Regions from separate parts of the Mus musculus genome. Here all the other regions are linked to region 2. The links are chromatin loops, found by intact Hi-C in ENCODE. Cell type or tissue: heart. All regions are shown on one strand. Each heading gives the region's core, and the rest is flanking DNA. Links, peaks and the distances in the headings are about the cores only.

Region 1 (6,037 bases), core at 1,789-4,288, 89 kb after region 2:
AAAATTCCCCCCAAAGAGGCTCAGCTTTCCAAAAGGGGGGGAAACTCATTTGAATATGAATGGTCCAGGGTGTTTGTTTGTCTAAACTTTGTCTTATTATCCAGAAACTATACATTTCATCTTAGGAAACGTCTGGGAGCCAGGGCTGCTGCTGGTACCCATGGGTAATTATCAATGCATCTGCCACAGTAGGTAGAGGGAAATGGAAAAGGAAGAGGAAACCTGAAACTTCCCAACATAGCCGTTTCAAGCGTGAGTTAGAGCATCAAGCGTGCTGGTCAAAGGCACTGCGCGAAATTTGCTTGAATCCCTGAAGCGCTGATCTCCTATGAGAATGTCACTGTGTGCTTCAGAGTGGAGAGACACAAGGAGCCTGTGGGGTCTTGATTCTTCCCCAGGAAGCTTCATCTAAGAGGTAGCAGCTTCCGATGGCTGAGCGCCTAGCTTGTCCCTGTGCTGCCCACATGCCCTTCTGTGACATCTCTCCTACAGGTCACCTCGTTTTCACCAAAGCCACACGGAGAGGGAAGAGTTATCTGTGCCCTCATTTTTGCTGATAAGGAAACAACTCGGATAAACGGAGTGTCAGAGGCCAGTAGATGGCCTGGTAGCAACTTAGGCTTGGGTGATCTTACTCCAAGGCTTTGGACCACCTCTCTCCCTCAGGATCCCAAAGCCCCAGCTCCAGTGCTCAGGTGACTGCTGTGCACCTGCCTCAAAGGGATTGGATCACTTGTCTGATATCGCACATCGGAGAGGGGAGTCCTGAACCCCAGTCCAGGGAAGGCAGCTCCCAGGGTTTAGAGCATCATTTTCCGTTAGCTAGCAGTGTGGTCACACCACGACATCTCTCCTTCCTGCTTTCCTGGTTGGTTCCTTTCGCTTGAGCCCTGCGACCTCCCCTTTACTATGGATGCATCTCCATTGCCCTGGCTTTCAGAGGGAGCACAGGTTTGGTCCTAGTTTCAAAGTGGCTCCTGGAAAGAGTAGGCTACTGCTCATATCACTCATTTTTAAACAATCAGCAGACAGGTTGTAATCCACCATGGGAACGTGGGTTTGGAAGTTTGCCTCCACAGAGACTTTTACAGAGACAGCTTGACAGAATTATCTGCAAGAGCCCATGTGCAATCAGACTTGATGTTGGGGGCTATCAAGTGTTCAATGGCCTCAAGAGGAAATGGTAGTAAGCCCTGTGTGGACTCAGGCACAAAACGGTCTTCTTCATACACAGTACCAAGGCAAACTTGCTTGAACCCCATACCCACCCCACCCCCGCAGCCTGCCTCCACCCTTACCCTTTTATTCTGTGTGGGAAGCTAAGCTCCCCCTCTACCTCTGCACCAGGTGGCTTGTTCTTCATGGACAGTGCCTGTATGTATATAGTGATGGGATGGGGCTTGGTACAGCCCTGCTTCTTTGTGGTTTTCATAGGATGATCCTAGAGAAGGTCCTGAGCACAGCTAGACCCTAGGAGCCCCAGGCAGGTTGTAATTCTGTGCTGTTTAACTCCTTACTCAGCATTCTTTGGGAAAGGTTAGGTTGGGTCTGCTGAGCAGAAGCAATAAAGAGCGCCCGTGGCTCACACCCTGTGCATTTCAGTTTGGGCCCCAGCTTGCATTCCAGGGCAGCACGTGCCATGCGCTGTGGCACGGGGGTGAGGATAGGGACTTCCTCTCTCCTCTGGGTTTCTGTGAAGATTTCATCCTCCAGAGCTCGCTGTGACCTGTGGTCATGACTTTGGGCTTTGGGGGTAGGCTTGCCTCTTAGTCGCAACTCCAAAAGTAAAGAGCTTCCAAATCTAATTGTGCACAGCCAGAAGAGTTGTGTGTCACAAGGCACATGCCTTGTGCATGAATCCTGAATTGTTGCTGGTGGGGGAAAAACGAGGTTTTGAAAAGCATATTTACTCTTAGCAAATTACAGCTGTTTGCAGTGCTGCAGTGATTTGGACCTCGGGATTACAACATTTTAAAAGGCTGAAGCTTTGCTGAGAGGATAATTTGTATGTTTTACAAATGTCAACAGTCAAGACTTTTTTTGGTGTGGATTTATAGAGAGGAAAAAATGATTTGTAAGAGCACTAGGCCCCATCACCTTCATTTTGTTTTCTTGCCATCCCCAAAGCTTCTCTAATAACTGCAGAGAGATGTGAATGCCAAGGCCCACAAAGTTATGTGTAGTGTGATCCCAATTCTATAAAAATATTACACAGAGAATGAAATAGTATACCCGAAGGCCTCTGTGATGTGTATCAGCTGGGCGTGCCGGTGCACACCCTTAGTAACCCTAGCACTCAGGAGGCCAATATGGAAAGCACAGCCTGAGCTATCCGTGAGTATAAGGCTTGGCTGGGGTGTGTGGGAAGAGCTTGTCACATACACACACACACATACACATACACACACACACACACACAGAGAGAGAGAGAGAGAGAGAGAGAGAGAGAGAGAGAGAGAGAGAGAGAGAGTTTATCACTGGAAATTATGATTACCAAATACTTGAAGAGTTTCATCAACTCAGAATTTTTACACTGCACATGTTACTTTTGTAATAGATAAAAATGAGATTTCATCCTGAGAATTCAGAAGAGATATTCTGACAGGAAAGTTTGAACAGTGATGTGTGAGCTATGGAGATCAACCCTTGTGTATAAGATCAGTGGGGATCTAAGACCAGCTAGGCATCTGACCCTTGCCTAGGACACGAGGCTTACTCTCTTGCTTCTTCTCCTCCGGGGCAGTGGTGTGATCTTAACACACATCCCTCCCTATAAATGCAGTGACCCAGACAACCCTCTTCATTTCCTGCTGTAACTTCCCTCAACCCAGACCCGTGTGGATGTTTGTGTATCAGGCGCCTAGACTCTACAGCTTCCCTACCCTATCAGGTCATGACCTTGATAGCAGTACAGTGCCTATGGGAGCCACATTTCTATGATGAAGCTTCACCAAGGAGGATAGCACAGGTGCTATGCCATCGGCCACTAGGAAGGCCTGGGCCCCACCTAGCCTATGTGAGAACCTGAAACATCCTTCGTCCTTCTACCCAGACATATTCCCTCTCCTCTACTCAGTATCTTTAACAATTCTGAAGTTTCTGAACATTGGAATAACAAGCCAGGGAGCTCTGAGATCTAAAAGGATGCCTGTAGCCCTGCTTCTGTGGACTGAAGACAGATCTTGAGCCGCATCAGACCCCCAACAGTGCTGATGTTTGGAGATGATGATTCTTGTGGAGATGTCCATCTCATTCATCATCTTGTCTTGGATGTTTCCATCTGTCCCCTTACGGGGCATATGCCCCCACTCGAGAACCACTGCACCATATATGTGTGTTCCAAAACCCTATTTGGAAGTGGATCTCATATATGTGCACACACACACACACACACACACACACACACACACACACATACACAGTGGTCCTGATGTAGCGTGGTGGGTACATGATGAGAGCACCTCAGTCTAGAACACTCTCACCTTGTGTTTCACAGACTATGAACCTGGCAGCACTCTGCCTTACTACTACAGTTAACATGTTGAGTGTTTACCAAATGCTAAGCTTTTCATAATAATTCCCATTCCGATTCAAAACCTGAGTATGGTCGCCATCTTCTAGAAAAGAACTCTAGAAAAGTGGTGAACAGGGCAAAAGCTTAGCCCAGGGCTGTATTCCCACGTGTGGCAGAGCTGTGCTCAGCTCTTCATGACGTGAGCATTGTCATATCAAGCCGTGACAACATGCCCTAGACCCCAGGGGGCTCTGAGAGCAACATCATCGAACTCCATCAGAACTCCTCAGTTCTTCTAACTCATGCAAATTGCGGAGCAGGCATGTAAACCCTCAGGGGCTTAACCAATTCTTGTAGGCTTAGATAAGGACTAGGAGCTATTTTTCTGTTTTGCTTTTTTTCTTGCCAGAAATACATATTTATATCAAGAAAAGGTTGCCAAGACTTGGAAAGTATTTGAATTATTTAATCAGTCTTAAAAAGAACCCGCTGATTGGTGTTTGGGTTGACAAATGAATTTTAATCTTGTTTTTATCCCAAATCCATAGTCACCAAACTATAAGGAAGAATTCTGGGAACTTCTTCCCCAAGCTGAGGAATGTTATGTTCTTGGGTTTAGAAACCTGGGACTGGGCTCATTTCAGTGTGGTTCAAGATTCTTAGTTCATGGCCCTTAAAGCAGGGCCTCCAGGGAGATTCTCCAGGCCTACCACAGGGCTGGGACTCTTGATCATCTGCCCTGGGTGGTATGCTCACTGCTGGGGTCCAGCTTTGCCTATTCAAGGTCTTGATCATTTCAACAAAACATGGATTTGAATTCTAGCTCTGGCTCTTTTTATACTGTAGCAGTAACTCAAGTAACTGACATGTGGGAGAATGAGCATTGGTGAGCACCCACCTGTAGTACCATAGTCTCTCCCTTCCCAATGGGTGTGGGAGCATCTTGTAAGACTATGGCTATATAGTGCTCAGCAATATCAGCATAAATGTGTTTATCTGTATATAAAGGATGGATGAACCCTTATGCATATATATTTATCTACACACACATGCACACACACCAAAACTCCTGGTGTCTAAATGATGTCAGTAAGGCTGAACAATATTAATAAGCACTAAAACATCTTGAAAACTGTGGTCTTCACATTTGAAGTGGATTTTAAAGGCTCAGGTGCCACTGTAATAAAGTGAGGGGACTCTTCCTGGGTTCTTATTGAGTCTTAAATGCCATACTTTGTGCTTTCATTCATTCCTATTTACACACAACAGCCCAATGATATCATAGCCACAATTCGTAGATGAACCTGACCCCAGTTACACACTAGTCAGAGCCAAACCTGGGATTTGAACCTGAAACTGTCAGAGCTGGTCTCTTCCATTCTCTTCACACCTGTAGTCAGCTTCCAGGATACCAGGTCCCAGATTATGTTCAATCTGTAATGACACCCATTAGTTCTCAAATCCTGATTTAAGTCAAACTTCTTTCTGATTATCAGACCCCTATAGACAAAGGATTTAGATTAATATGTCATAGGCGTTCTTAGAATTCTGAAATACATGCATTTCACATTCATTGAAGAAGAAGAAGAAGAAGAAGAAGAAGAAGAAGAAGAAGAAGAAGAAGAAGAAGAAGAAGAAGAAGAAGAAGAAATAATAATCTGATCTTCAACTCCTACCCCTCTAATTTTCTCCCTGGTTGTGAACAAGACAGAGCAGGCTGCTCCAGCCTCCTGGTCTCCATTACCCTTTTCTATTCCATGCCGTGCCAGGGAGCTGTGAAGTGAAATGGCCACCCAGTGAGCAGGGAAGCAGGGCCTCATTGTCCTCAGAGTGGATTACGGCCCCATAAACAGCACAACACACTGGCATTGGCAGAGGCTGCAATGGGGAGGGGGGCTGACATGGCCCCCAAACTAGGCACGGGGCCCCTCTGTGGTGAAGGAGGAAGTCCCTGGACCCTGCTTCCCAAGTGGCCATTCCAGGAAGGACTCGGATGATCTGAGTTATGGAAACCAAATGGCCTGCCTTTGTTAAAGAGAGAGGAAGAAAAAGCCACTCATTTTTGTGGTAAAGTGAAAACAGGTTCCAAACCAGACAGCCCCTCTGAGAGGCAAAAATGCCAGCTCTGTAAGTGAACCCACAGCCTCCCAGCCTGGGTTCAATCTCGGGGACATCAGAGCTGTACCCCCAAGCCGCCACCGTTCTCCATCCTGCTTTGCCCCAGAAATATTTGGCCTTCCGAACAGGAAAGGAAGACAAAAAAAAAGGAAAATGAGAAATGTCCCTCTGCCCAGGCCTCTGCCTGCCTCCCACCCCTTGTTAGCTAGGACAGAGGGATGAGACAGGAGCCAGTGCCTGCCTGCAGCCACCTCAGAAGCCCTCCAGCTCAAACCACAGCATGGAGCCTGGAGTCACAGGCCTTCTGGGGCCACCCTGTGGCTGCCTGGGGGTCTGTGGGTGGGGCTGCACCACAGGTACTGTACACAAGAGCTGTGGGTAAACCACAGCCACAAGGAAATAAAT
Region 2 (6,037 bases), core at 1,355-3,854:
GTTGCAAGTCCTTGCCACCATTAGAGATAGGATCCCTTCCTATTTAAAGACCCCCTTGTTGCTTTGTTTGTCCCAAGTGGTGAGAAAACCAAGATTAATGTAGATAGTATGTGACCCTAGCAGAGCTAGCTTGTGAATCAGATTCAGTAGGTTCTGTTTGGGGCTTATAATTGACCCATCTACCATATGAGCTTATTCTTTGGAGGGCTCTGGATTAGTCATAGTTGAGTGACATTCCTTCTTAAGTGGGTTTCGTCTCTGCATTGCAAAGGCTGCTAAGAGGGCTTTGGGCTGGTGCATTGGCTTGAACCATAAGCTATTTTATATCACACTTCCTTGAAGCTAGACTCAGCTTGGCTTGGGGGCGGGCAAGTATTAATGTTCCTGAGTTGAACATTTCTGACCATTTCTGGGCTGAAGCTGTAGATTGTCTGGCCTCTGGGATGCCCTCATGGCGTCTTCCTGTAGCTTCAGAGCTTGGACTTTGCTTGATTGTTAGTACTTTTGTTTATCCCACCACCAAAGCCAATATGGCTCAGATTCTTCAGAATTCTGTTGTTCCAGAAGATAAGTTGTTTCTGATAAATATTCTCCTGACCCTTCTGCACAAAGTGTGTGGTCCAGGGACTAGTGAGAACCTATAAATAGTGGGCTTAGGTGACATGAATGTGACATGAATGTGTTAGAATTGTCTACATTGTTGGCAACTATCTATAAGAGAAACAATCTAAATTTTATTCTGTCTGTACTGTCTGGAGTCCTTCTTAGAGCCTTTGTCAATAATCCAAGTAGCATGTTGGTACCCAGTGAGATTCTGGGAAGATTACATAGCAACATGAGAGAGTGATGAAGCACCTAGCAGGTGTCTGACAACTTGGCTGAAGCATCATGGGAGGAAGGAGTCCACAGGGAGTGGGTCAGTGAGAAGCTGCCACTGCAGTCTGAAGGCAATTTCTCTAATCTCTTGAAAAACAAAGACTGGAGATTTCTAGAATCCTTAAGTAGTTTTCCTATGTCAGACAAAACGTCCGAATAGTCAAAAACTGTCTCCTTGTTCTTTTGTGACCTGGCACAGCACAGGATTGAATCACTTCCTCCTCTCACTGTAAAACTGACAATTTGTTAATGTCAAATGGTAAATGGAGGTTTCCCAGGGCTTATTCTCCTGATGCCCACAATACGTGGACTGTTGAGACCCTTTCACACCCTAGCTTTTACTTGTGTAGCTGGGGGAGGAGGATCGAGAAGAAGAGGATGAGGAGGAAGAGAAGGAGAAGGAAGAGGAGGAAGAAGAAAAGGAGGAGGAGAAGGAGGAAGAGGCAGAGGAGAAGAAGGGAAGGAAGAAGAGAATGGAGCAGCAGCAGCAAGCTGGAGATGATCCTCTTGGATCAAAAGGCCTCTGCATAATCTTGACAGAGAGGCATGGTAGCTAGTACACTCCAATACCCGAATGACTCCAGCTACTTCTCTGCCCTCTCTAGGGCCACATTTATCCTAAGGTGTGTGTGGGGGGAGGGGGGCACACTCTTCTACAATCCTCACTTCTCTGTAAACATTTTGAATGAAATTGCCCATTCTGGAACCTAAGCCTCTACCTGTTCTATGCAATGGTGGGTTTTGGCCTTAGGGAGCTCTATCAGCGACCTTTTGCTCTCTCCCAGGCAGACCTTCTAGACCACCCCCAATCCCACCCCATAATATTCTCAAGGCATTTCTCTGCCACCCAAACTCTTAAAGAGCTCAGAGGACACCCAGGACATGAGAATGAGATGTTCTGAACTGCTAGCTTCTCCTGTCCCTTGCTTCCCTGTAGGGACATGTAAACCCTATCCTCCAGGCTCAGATCACTTCCTTTATTACACTGTCCCCAAGTTCCTCCTTGTCCTGGACCAGTGCCCCTCACCCCCTAGTTTTCCAGCCTTCATTGGTCCAGCTGGCTTCTGTAGAGATCCCCTCCTCTTTCTTATCACAGAGCTTAGTGGGGCCAAGATGGGTTTTCCTTGTTTGAGGCAGTAAAAAAATTATAGAAAAAGCAACTGTAGTCAGTTTGAGTATTTTTACTTCTCCTAATTATTTTTTTTTTCCTGCAAACAGCAACTTCAAAAATGTGGGTGCTAGTAGGTGTTACCTGAAGACAATTTTATGAACAAGCATGCCTGGAAAACTGTTAAATCAACTTTCTTCCTACAGAAATTCTCCAGTGTTTAAATTAATAACAGGCATGTATTAGTTACCTGTGATTGAGTAACAAACCACCCCCAAGCCAGCAGCTCAGAGCACAGGCAAACACTGCTGCCTGCTTTCCAAGGTTGGGAGTCAGAGGAGGGCCAGGTCAGGTGCCTGCTTGGGTGTCAGAGGCTGCAGTCACCTGAAGGCTTAGCAGGCACTGGAGAATTAGCAGTGAACAGTTAATCCTCAAACAAGTCACCAGGGTTGGTGTTACCACAAGACTCCCTAAAACGTGGAGATGCGGACAATCTAGATGCCTTGGCTGTTCCAAACCTCAACAACTACATTCGGTGGCATTGTCTGTGCAGATTTTAACCAGAGCCCTTTGTGATCTGCAGTAAAACTATGTAAGATCAAGCCTTGTGCTTCATTTGCACAAAGGCTCCTGTTTGCAAAGTCCTGGCCTGGAGTTGGAGTCACCCTGCTCGAAGGAAATGAGTTTTCATCAAATGTTTACAGGGACTGTATCCGCAGATACAGAAGAGCAAAACAGAAAGAAGGCATGGGGGTTGGGGGATGGTTAGAGAGGATGAAGACCTGGCCGTGGAAAAGTTAAGAAAGGAGACGAAAAGGAAGGATTAATTAAAGGCGTGCACCTCACCTGAAAACTCTTAAGATTTATCCCCTGCCAAAAGTCCCCACCCAATTCCGCCCCAGCCAAGGTCTAGGGGACCCCAACATTTTCGCCGCCCTTGGCCACAAGATGGCACTCTTTAGACTTTTTCCAAAAAAAAAAAAAAAAAAAAAAAAAAAAAAAAGAAGGGAGGGAGGGAGCAAAGACACCGCACTGCCCCAACCAAGAACAATTTGAAAACCCACCCCATCATACTTAAAATCTAGGACAAAGAGCCATCGGGACGGAACTGCTTCGACTGCAAAGCTTCAAGCGCAGCCTGGGAGCGGCCTGGTGGCCCTATCCCGGCAGCTCCACACAGCAGAACGCCCTGGGTCCCTGAAACTCGAAACCCGGGCTCAGAACCAGCGGAAACCAAAGCGAAATCCTTGAACTTCTCTGAACAATTGCTTCCGGGCGTTTGCTGAGAGCCGGGGGACCTGACCGGAGCCCAGGCCGCGTATGGCGCGCCCCTGATGTCACACGGACGCCAGCGAGGCCAGCGCTCCGGCTGCAGCATGGACCGCGCGGGGCGCCTGGGTGCGGGCCTGCGGGGACTCTGCGTGGCTGCACTCGTGCTCGTGTGCGCCGGACACGGGGGCCGCCGCGAGGATGGGGGACCAGCTTGCTACGGAGGATTCGACCTCTACTTCATCCTGGACAAGTAAGTGCCTGGAGGATGCTGCTCTGGGGCGGGCGGTCCCTAGGGCGCACCACAGCTGGCCGCCGGTCCTCAACTGCGGGGCGTCTGAAATGCTTAGCCTGCTTTCTTTGCTGTCTCTGGCCCGGAGCTTGCGAGTCCAGGGAGGATGCAGTTGGCTCTATTTGTCTTATTGCTTTCCAATCTTGGGAGAAGGAATTGCAACCAGAAGTAGAATTTGCAGACACTTCCAAAGTTGGAGACGTGGGTATTCTTCAAAATTAGCCACCTCTTTTTACAAAATGTAAAAATGCAGTCTTTGTTCTCCATGGCATGATGCCTGTTGACCCGGGGCACTTGTGGAAGTCCAAGGCACGGATTCTCCACCTCTGGGGTTCCAACTAGTTTTTGTGCAGACTTCACCATCCGCTTAAGGGCTCTAAGCACCATTTCTGCCCCCTACCCTATAGACAGAAGCCAGCCACAAGGCCACTCTTCCGCCTGATTGGTGTTAACTAAAAATGCTTTCAAATGCTGGCAAATGTCTCCAGCACCCCTTGCCTTCAGAACTGAGGTGTAGATCAATTTGGGCTGATGGTTTTTGACTGATGGGCTGCCAGGGAAACCAGCAAGATTACTCCTTACTAAAAGGAACTTTGCTTAAGGAAGAACTGAGTTAAGTCCAGTTCGACACTTTCCAGATCCCCACAGGGTTTGCCAAAGCCACAGTTACTCAAGTAAGCTTCATGCGCTCTGCTGAAAAGCGGCTACAACAATAAAAAGTGCCTCAAGATCCGGGCTCCTTAGATCTGTGCCAGTGCCAGGAGAGGCGCTTGCAGCTACAGTGGTAGGGAGGTGAATTTCACAGACTGGAAAGTATTTGGGACTTGGAACAAGAGTCCTGAAAAATAAGCTGGCCGCTGGACACCAAATGTGCTTCACAGTTGCTGCTGGGGCTTGATTTTTTTCCGTAGAGGCTGTTTTGAGCTCCAGGTACTTTGGATTAAAAAGCGAGGTCTCTTTCTTACAGATTTACGAGAAGGTGGATACTGAAAATTCAGGGCTGGGCTAAGAAATGGAAAATCTTTTGTGCCTTTAGCAGGTGGGAACTGGAGCCCCTGCGTTGGGGAGCCTCTGGGACTGTGTCTGGAGGCAAAGGTGCTCCCCATTGTGCCCCTCTAAGGGGACTTGGGGGCTGGATCTGTGCCTCAGTCAGCAGGATGCTATAGAACGTATAAGCCCTAGCACCACAAACCCCATAAACTCACTGTGATGGAGGTGGTGCATGCCTGGAAGCCCTGCAGTTGGGAGGAGGTCAAGGTGATTCTGGGCTCCTAGGCTACGCAAGGAGTTTGACGCCAACCAGGGTTGCCTGAGACTGTCTCAAAAGACAACCAAACAACACCAACAAAAGCCATAGCCCAAGAAATCCCAAGAGACCCACGGGGCAACTTGAACAAACAAAAGCATCATTTCCCCAGACCGAGGACTGCCTTGGTGCTGTGAGCATAACCTGGTGGCCTAAATCTATAATTTGGACTGAATATTTTGGTCCAACTTATAAATGGAATTTCTTCAGGTGATGGAAGGGATTCAGTAGAATCATCTTTGGATCATTTCTGAAGGGGACACAACTAAGTCAAAAGCTAGATTTTATTTTATTTATTTATTTATTTTGGAAAAAAATAGTGAAGACATGCTTTCTCTGCAAAAATTTAACTGTACTAGAAGGCACATCCCTGAAAACGGTTTGGAAAAGTTCAAAGAGTATGTGGACAAGGACTATCCGTGTAACCTTAGGCTTACATCTTATAGAGAGTGACAAGGACACAGAAGCTAGGAAGAAGACTATCAGGGGACGGTGGCGGGGGGGGGGGGTTGAATACATAAGCTCTGTGATCTTCTGGGCATGCAGATAGCACAAGTGAGATACAACAAGTTGCTAAAGCTTTTGCAGCCTAATTTACTCTCTGAAGGGCTGGTCTTGGGGTGGAAAAGCTAATTAGAAAATAGCTTTATGATGTCTTAATTTCCAAAGAAAACTATATGTTAAAGCTAATATTTGAACAGAAAGAGTCTGACTCATTAGCATTTAAAGAGGTGGGGACGTGAGGGGACAGTGTGTATTGTGTGGCAGAGGCTTTTAAGGCATTTCAGTGTGCAGCAGTGGCCACCTGTGTCCTGTCTTGCTCAGGGCAGTGTGAACTGGTATTCTTTGTGGACTTGAACTGCATGGTAGAGTTTTCTAGAAGGTCAGAAGTGCTTCATGTTCCTGCTAACCAGAACAGTAGCTACTTGCCGTATGTGCCCCCCCCCCCCCGTGCAAATGAGGACGTGAACTTTTAATTTTGTTTAAATTAAATAGTCACATGTGGCTGCCACATGAGTCGTGCAGATGAGAAGATGCATCGGCAGAAAGCATCGTGTGCTCTTAACACGGCGAAGGTTCTTCTGTTTCATCCAACACGTCTTTATCTTAAGGGGGAAAAATGCATTAGAAAAAGACTCCCTTACTGGGAGTCTATGGTAGTGCTATTTACAATAAAAAGCTGAGA
Region 3 (6,037 bases), core at 1,789-4,288, 50 kb before region 2:
TGTGTGAAAGCCCTTGAATTGGTGCTACTGTGTGAGGGTCAGAGTTCCTCATGTCTCAGTAGTTCTGCAGCAAGTCAAAGGTTTTGTTTGGTTTGGTTTGGTTTGATTTGGTAGAAAAACTACCCTGAAATGAAGAGGCAAACCAGAAAATCCACATTAGTGGGACCAAGCATCAGAGAGTTCACTGGGACCTGAGCTACGTCAGACAGAGAGGGCATTGAAGAAATGAATAGAGATGAAGTTGGTGGAGGCAGAGGGTGCAGAGCAAACTGTGTGATCTGTGTTTGGATGAGGAAGGGACAAGACTGTTTGCCAATCAATAATCTTGTAAATCAGTTTGTCTCTTGGGTTTTATGAGGTTTCTTCGACCCGCTCTCACTGTTAGGAAAAGAATACTTTTCAGAAATCAAGAAGTTCAAGTGTGATCCCCTTGATTTTGTATCAGCAGCTTATAAGTCCTTACACAGTGGCTCTGGGGTCAGGAGTACACGAGCCACAAAGACCTATTCTTATCCAGTGTTTGCCTTGGAACCTGCCGAGCTATTGAGAGAAAGAAAAACACTCGGATCTAGTAAAAGGAAATGATAACCGTAATTACATAACTAGCTTTCCCCCTAATGGTTTCTGGATCGTAGATAACCAGTCCCTGAGCCCCTTATCATAGTGAGACCTGAGAGGCTGAAGTCTATATAAACTAGACTTGGGAAATGAACGGATCATAGAAAATTGTATTATGCATGCCGTTGCATTCGCTGGAGAGAGACAACATGAGACGCCTTGTGAGTACATCTTTAACTTTGAATGTGGAGCATATATATATCCCAGTCAGACCAGCCAAGGAGGTCTGGATCCTCCCTGCCCCAGGAACTGTTCAAATCAACCCAGGCAGAATTTTCAAACGATGATTGGGTGTGCAATCTTCTGTTGGCACTTCTGTTTTGGAGAATCTGAAGGAAGGGTGTCCTCTAATGGAATCAATAACTAATTTCTTAAAAGTCAAGACTCTTTGGAGGCCAGGTAGATACTCATATGCTGGAGTCTTGTCTGCAGTGGTTTTCCGTATTTACAAATTGCCAGTGGGGAATAGCTTAGATGCATGTGGGGCCAGCTGGGATAGAGTGCTTTTTGTCCCTCTGGCTTTTTTAAGACAAGGCCTCATTCTGTAGTCCAGGCTACTTTGACTCGCTGTGGCTTGTCTCAGACTTTCCAAATCCTCCATCTAAGTCTCCTGGGTGCTGGCATTCAAGGCAGGCACGACCACATCCAGCTTTCACTAAAGCAGCTTCACCCTCTGCAGCTCTGTGTCTATGGCAGCTGCGCTGCACTGCACTGTGGTGATGATAACACTGTAGAATAGCCGCTTCCTTTGACTTTCAGGGGCCCCGTTTGTTACTGAAGCCAGATGCCGACTTTTCATGGATGTTAAGAGAAGGGAGGACCCTGCCAGTCCCACTTGTCATGATGGGTGCACTTGAGCTGGGCCAGCCTCAAGTACACAAGAAACTATGGCTAGCTTAACCCAGCCCCCTATTCTTTTATTAATGTCTGCTGCAGAAAACTCCCTTGATGGGCAGAGCACACCACATAGAGGAACTGAACAACTTAAATATTTTAAGGCCTAGGTACATTCTAACATAATTTCCCCCAAAATAGTATGCAAATAACAGTGAGTAGCTTTCTTCTTAGGCAAGGTAAGAGAATTCAGAGGAAAGGAAGCCTGGAGGGTGTCAGTTTCCAGGGGGGATGGAGGGTGGGCAGAGGCGGAATAGGGCTGACTGTGAGATTTGGGGTTTGGATCAAGAGCTGGAGTAGAGGATGTGCCCAGCCCTGGAAGTAGAGAGGTAGCACAAAAAGGAAGAGTGGGAGGCCTGAGCTATAGTGGTCCAGGCTGATCCTACCCTGTCAGGTTGGCTAAATCTATCCCAGTGATTGACAGTAGAAGCCACATAGGAGTGTCCTTGAGTGACTGACAAAACCTTGCCTCCTGAGCAGCAGGCACACCCTGTGTGAACACAGTAAGCTATAGTGTCCTGACACACCTGGGAACTCTGCAGGGATGGAGGGAGGTGAAAGCTGTGGACCCCAGCAAGGCAGCCCTGGAGTCTAAGCTCATCAGAGGCCAAGGACTAAGCACAGTGACCTTTGTTCCATTTCAGATTGCGCCTTCCATTCTTGTGACTGTCTTTCTAGTTCCAGCTCTGGCGCTGACGGTGAGTATGGTGGAGAGGGTCCAGTCTACCTATGTCTTTTAGCAGAAACATTTCAAAGATAATACCCAGGGGTATTATTCCTGTAGTTTCTCATGGATTCCCCCTTAACCCTGCACAGGATGAGCAGATAGACACTTGGGGCCACTGGCTTTACTCATTGTTGATTGCTCCTTCTAGAACACTAGCGACAGTTATCCTCTGGATGGCTCTGTGGGGACCCAGACCATCCATGTCGATGCCCTCAGAGGTGTGGTCAGCATCCGAGACAACAGCGTTCAGAGTGAATGGGATGGAGTCATGGACTACAAGAACGTAAGATGTGAAACGCACTTATTACAAGGACAAGAGAGCTCTTAGGTCTGCTCCAAATGGAAGCCTTTTCACTGTCTTCCTCAGGGACTGGGGTGTGCTATAGAAGTTGGTTTGTCTTCTAATGTTGACTTCTAAAGGAATGCGGCTATGAATCACCACCTCCTTCAGTAACGAGGCCCCTTAGGATGACACATAACCAGGAAGAGTAACCCTGTGACTTAGCCGAACTCTTTAATAAAATCTTCTGTGACCGCGGAGAATATTTTTCTGTTTAGCGTGCCTCGGTTGCCAAATCTGCAAAACAACTCCAGCAGCTGCCTCTCCTACCTAGTGGGACTTTAAAGGATGGAACGAAGTCACCACCCAGCCTCCCCACTCAGCCCTTTGCCACCCAGGTCCTCCTCACTCTGTCACATTCTCTCCAGCACACTGGAAGACTCAGAATAGACACAAGGTGTCCTCTCCACTCTCCCCGCGTCCGCTAGGTTATCTTCCCCTAACGCCTTCTCTCTCTTCACCTCCCTGACTCTTAACTTCCCAAGGAGATTCCCTGAATCCTCCCGGACTACAGATTGCCTCTAATGGATGCTATGAGAAGCCAAGTAAAAAAAAAAAATTCCTCAGGGAAACATTCCACAGTAGGCCACTAGGTGGCGCAAGGAAGGCAGAATTACTGCTAGAGCCCAGGTTCTCAACTTTCCCATTAGTGTGATGCTTCAATATGGTTCCTCATGTTGCAGTGACCCGCAACCATAAAATTATTTCATTGTTTCTTCATAACTGTAATTTTCATGCTGTTATGAATTATAATGTGAACATCTGATATTCAGCCTCTGTGAAAAAGGTCATTTGACCCCCAAAGGGTCAGAGCCAGTGTGTTGAAAACGACTGATCTAGAGGCTGAGTTTCTTGCAGCTGTACCTGGGGCTCTGTCAGACCCGGCAGCAGCAAACTGCAGCTATGATCCAAGCCAGGGAAGAACAAATAACAGACCACAAGGAAGAGGTATGCAGGCAGACCTAGCTCTAGAACCCAAGTCTTGACTGAGGCCTCCCAACTGCCCTGGGTACTCAAGAGAGCCCTCTGCAGCTTATACAACATTCCCCCAGGCAGTGAGGACCTCAGCTCTCACCTCATTTCCATGACAACTCCACAGAAGAAAGGCTATTCCTCCTGCTTTATTGATAAAATAAACAAACAAACTGAGGCTCTCAAGAGCCTTAGAGTAGCAGAGCAGGCCCCTAAGATCATCCACATTGTTGTATTACCATCCTACCCTACCTGGGAGATAAAACCTTCACCAGGAGGAGCAGAGGAGACAGGAGCAGAAGCTGACCTGTGCTCTGGCATCCAGAGTGCAGCCCTTCTGAGATGTTCCGCATTTCGGTCAGACTAGCAGGGTATTGCACCCCTGAGGCGAGCAGGTGCATTAGTACTGAGACGATAGGTAACACGTTTCTGCTCTGTTGCTTTAAGGACCTCCTGGCAGCTAAGCTGTTTAGCAAGATGGCCTGTGTTCTGGCAAAGATGGACCCAGCAGCCTTCCCAAGTTTGGATGATATTACCCAGGCCCTGGGCAAACAGGTGAGTGAGCGTGTCCAGGTGTCTCTGACTGGTGTCTACTATGGGGCTTTCCAACGTAACAGCCACTCTCTAAGACATGGACAGGAGCTTCATCCATGTCTCTCCTTCCTGCCATGAAGTCACATCATGTTCAAAGGACTTTGGTGTCCCATTCAAGGCTAAGCACAACTGAATCAATCAATATCCTATGTAATGACCTCATTCCCAATGGCTTCAAACTATGCTAGAAGACACAAGGGGCTGGATGCAAACACTGCAATGATTTCACGACCCTGTCTCTGTCTCTTTCCTTCCTGCCTTTCCTGCCCCCCCCCCCCCCCCCCCGCACACACACCATTATTACCATTAAGCCCAAGATTGCTGAAGTTCTTGCCTACCCTCTCTAGTGAGATTGGGAACTGTTAAATAAGTTAAAGCCAGGAGGATATTCTCTGCAACTTGTGGGATCTATTCCAACTTTGCTTAAATGTCAACACATTTGGACAGCATTCAGAACTGGGGGTGGCGGTACTAACTCTAGGAAAAAAGTGTGTTAAAGCAATGCTATTTTTAAAAGTTGTGGGTGGAGAAATGCTCGGAGGTTAAGAGCACTTGCTCCTCTCGCAGAGGGTCCCGGTTTGGTTCCCAGCCCCCACAAGGAGACTCTCACCAGTCTGTAACTTCAAACACTCCTACGCATAAAACTAAAATACACAAATCTTTAAAAGAGAAGTTCAAAGTGTCCTGTTCATCTAAACTGACGAAATATAAACGCAATAAATGTTTTAAACTAATCAGGGTTAATGAGAACGCACCCAAAGCTAATAGAAAACGCCACTGGGTCCAGAGTTTGCCAGAGCCTTGTTCGCCCTCCTGAGGCTCAATAAAACACTGCAGCTAGAGACACCGGAGAGCAAGTCTGGATTGGTACTGAATCTCCCCACGAATCCTCACAGCTCCCCTGTGAACCCCTTCTTGGATATGCCGTATCTGAGACGCCCCCTCTTACAGGCTTCCGGTCACTACCCACCTACTCGAGGACTGACCTACACAGTTTTACCCAGCCGAATCAAAAACTTGGCCCAATACGGAGTGCCAATCAAAGACCTGTGCAGAGCCGTCCCCACCTACTTTGCTCGGCAGCAAAAAGAAGGTGTGTTCACTGCTGGAAACAGGAGGTGATGCATGAATCAAAAGAAAAGGGAGGAGTTTCGGGACCTATTGGCAAAATGCAATGACATCGCTCATTCCATCTTTTCTCCAGTGGAAGAGAAGCCGCGTGTTTGGGATGTAGGGGATTCCTTACAAGGCTCATGGCGGGGGGAGGGGGGATGGAGAGTAGGGGAGCCGCCATAGACTGCTTTGGGATTTGATGGCTGATGGACACCCAGCCCTGACTCGAGCTTAGCCACACCCACTGTAGGGGAAGGCCATTGACTTTGGAGCCCTCGGTACTCTGCGGGGAGAAAATCAGTGACTGGAGGAATTGTAATTGCTAGAGGCTAAAACTCCAAGATCTGCCTGTGAGTCCAGAAGCAGTCAGCAACGCAGCCGGTGCCCCCCCCCACCTCTTTTTTTGTTTGTTTGTTTGTTTGTTTTTTAGTTTTTCGAGACAGGGTTTCTCTGTATAGCTCAGGCTGTCCTGGAACTCACTTTGTAGACCAGGCTGTCCTGGAACTCAGAAATCCACCTGCCTCTGCCTCCCGAGTGCCTTGGTCGTAAACCCCCAGCCAGAGTTCTTCAAGACACAAGGGTCCCGGAGAGAACCAGACCACACTGGGCTAAGGGGTTACAAAGCGCAATAAAAGAACCATAAAAGAAAGAGGTGACTACAGCAAGGGCTGGTGAGAGGGGCCGGTGTGGGCCTCTGCTGACCTGAGGGTTCATCGAATGCTGGTGTCCCATGTACCTGTTGACTCTGACTTTGTCTCTAAAGTGTGGATCCTTCCTCT

The links. A loop is a pair of places that touch in the nucleus more often than their neighbours do. Peaks named below come from ENCODE experiments on the same cell type or tissue, not always from the same donor. Only the 100,000 strongest peaks of a DNase experiment are listed, where the experiment ranks them.
Region 1: it touches region 2 in a loop (2.2-fold over the local background); 5 of 42 quality-filtered maps call a loop at or near these places.
Region 3: it touches region 2 in a loop (3-fold over the local background); 8 of 42 quality-filtered maps call a loop at or near these places.

Annotation. Positions count from the first base shown.
Region 1 is chr6:87,244,266-87,250,302 of GRCm38, reverse strand. All of the region lies in intron 10 of Antxr1 (anthrax toxin receptor 1), which reads left to right. All of the region lies in intron 3 of Gm38851 (a long non-coding RNA gene), which reads right to left. Among named protein-coding and RNA genes, the nearest start is that of Gm38851, 24 kb to the right of the region's middle. In heart, for the core only: no CTCF peak of the experiment used is centred there; no DNase peak of the experiment used is centred there.
Region 2 is chr6:87,332,766-87,338,802 of GRCm38, reverse strand. Antxr1 (anthrax toxin receptor 1) reads left to right here and starts at 3,028. Exons shown (of 18, transcript NM_054041.2): 1 at 3,028-3,506. The coding sequence starts at 3,361. In heart, for the core only: a CTCF peak has its summit at 2,909 (motif pointing right); DNase peaks (open chromatin) are centred at 3,212 and 3,532; H3K4me3 peaks cover 891 bases; H3K27ac peaks cover 875 bases; H3K27me3 peaks cover 775 bases.
Region 3 is chr6:87,383,536-87,389,572 of GRCm38, reverse strand. Gkn3 (gastrokine 3) reads left to right here and starts at 638. Exons shown (of 6, transcript NM_026860.1): 1 at 638-779; 2 at 2,157-2,210; 3 at 2,388-2,522; 4 at 3,999-4,106; 5 at 5,097-5,238. The coding sequence starts at 738. In heart, for the core only: a CTCF peak has its summit at 3,179 (motif pointing right); no DNase peak of the experiment used is centred there; H3K27me3 peaks cover 2,270 bases.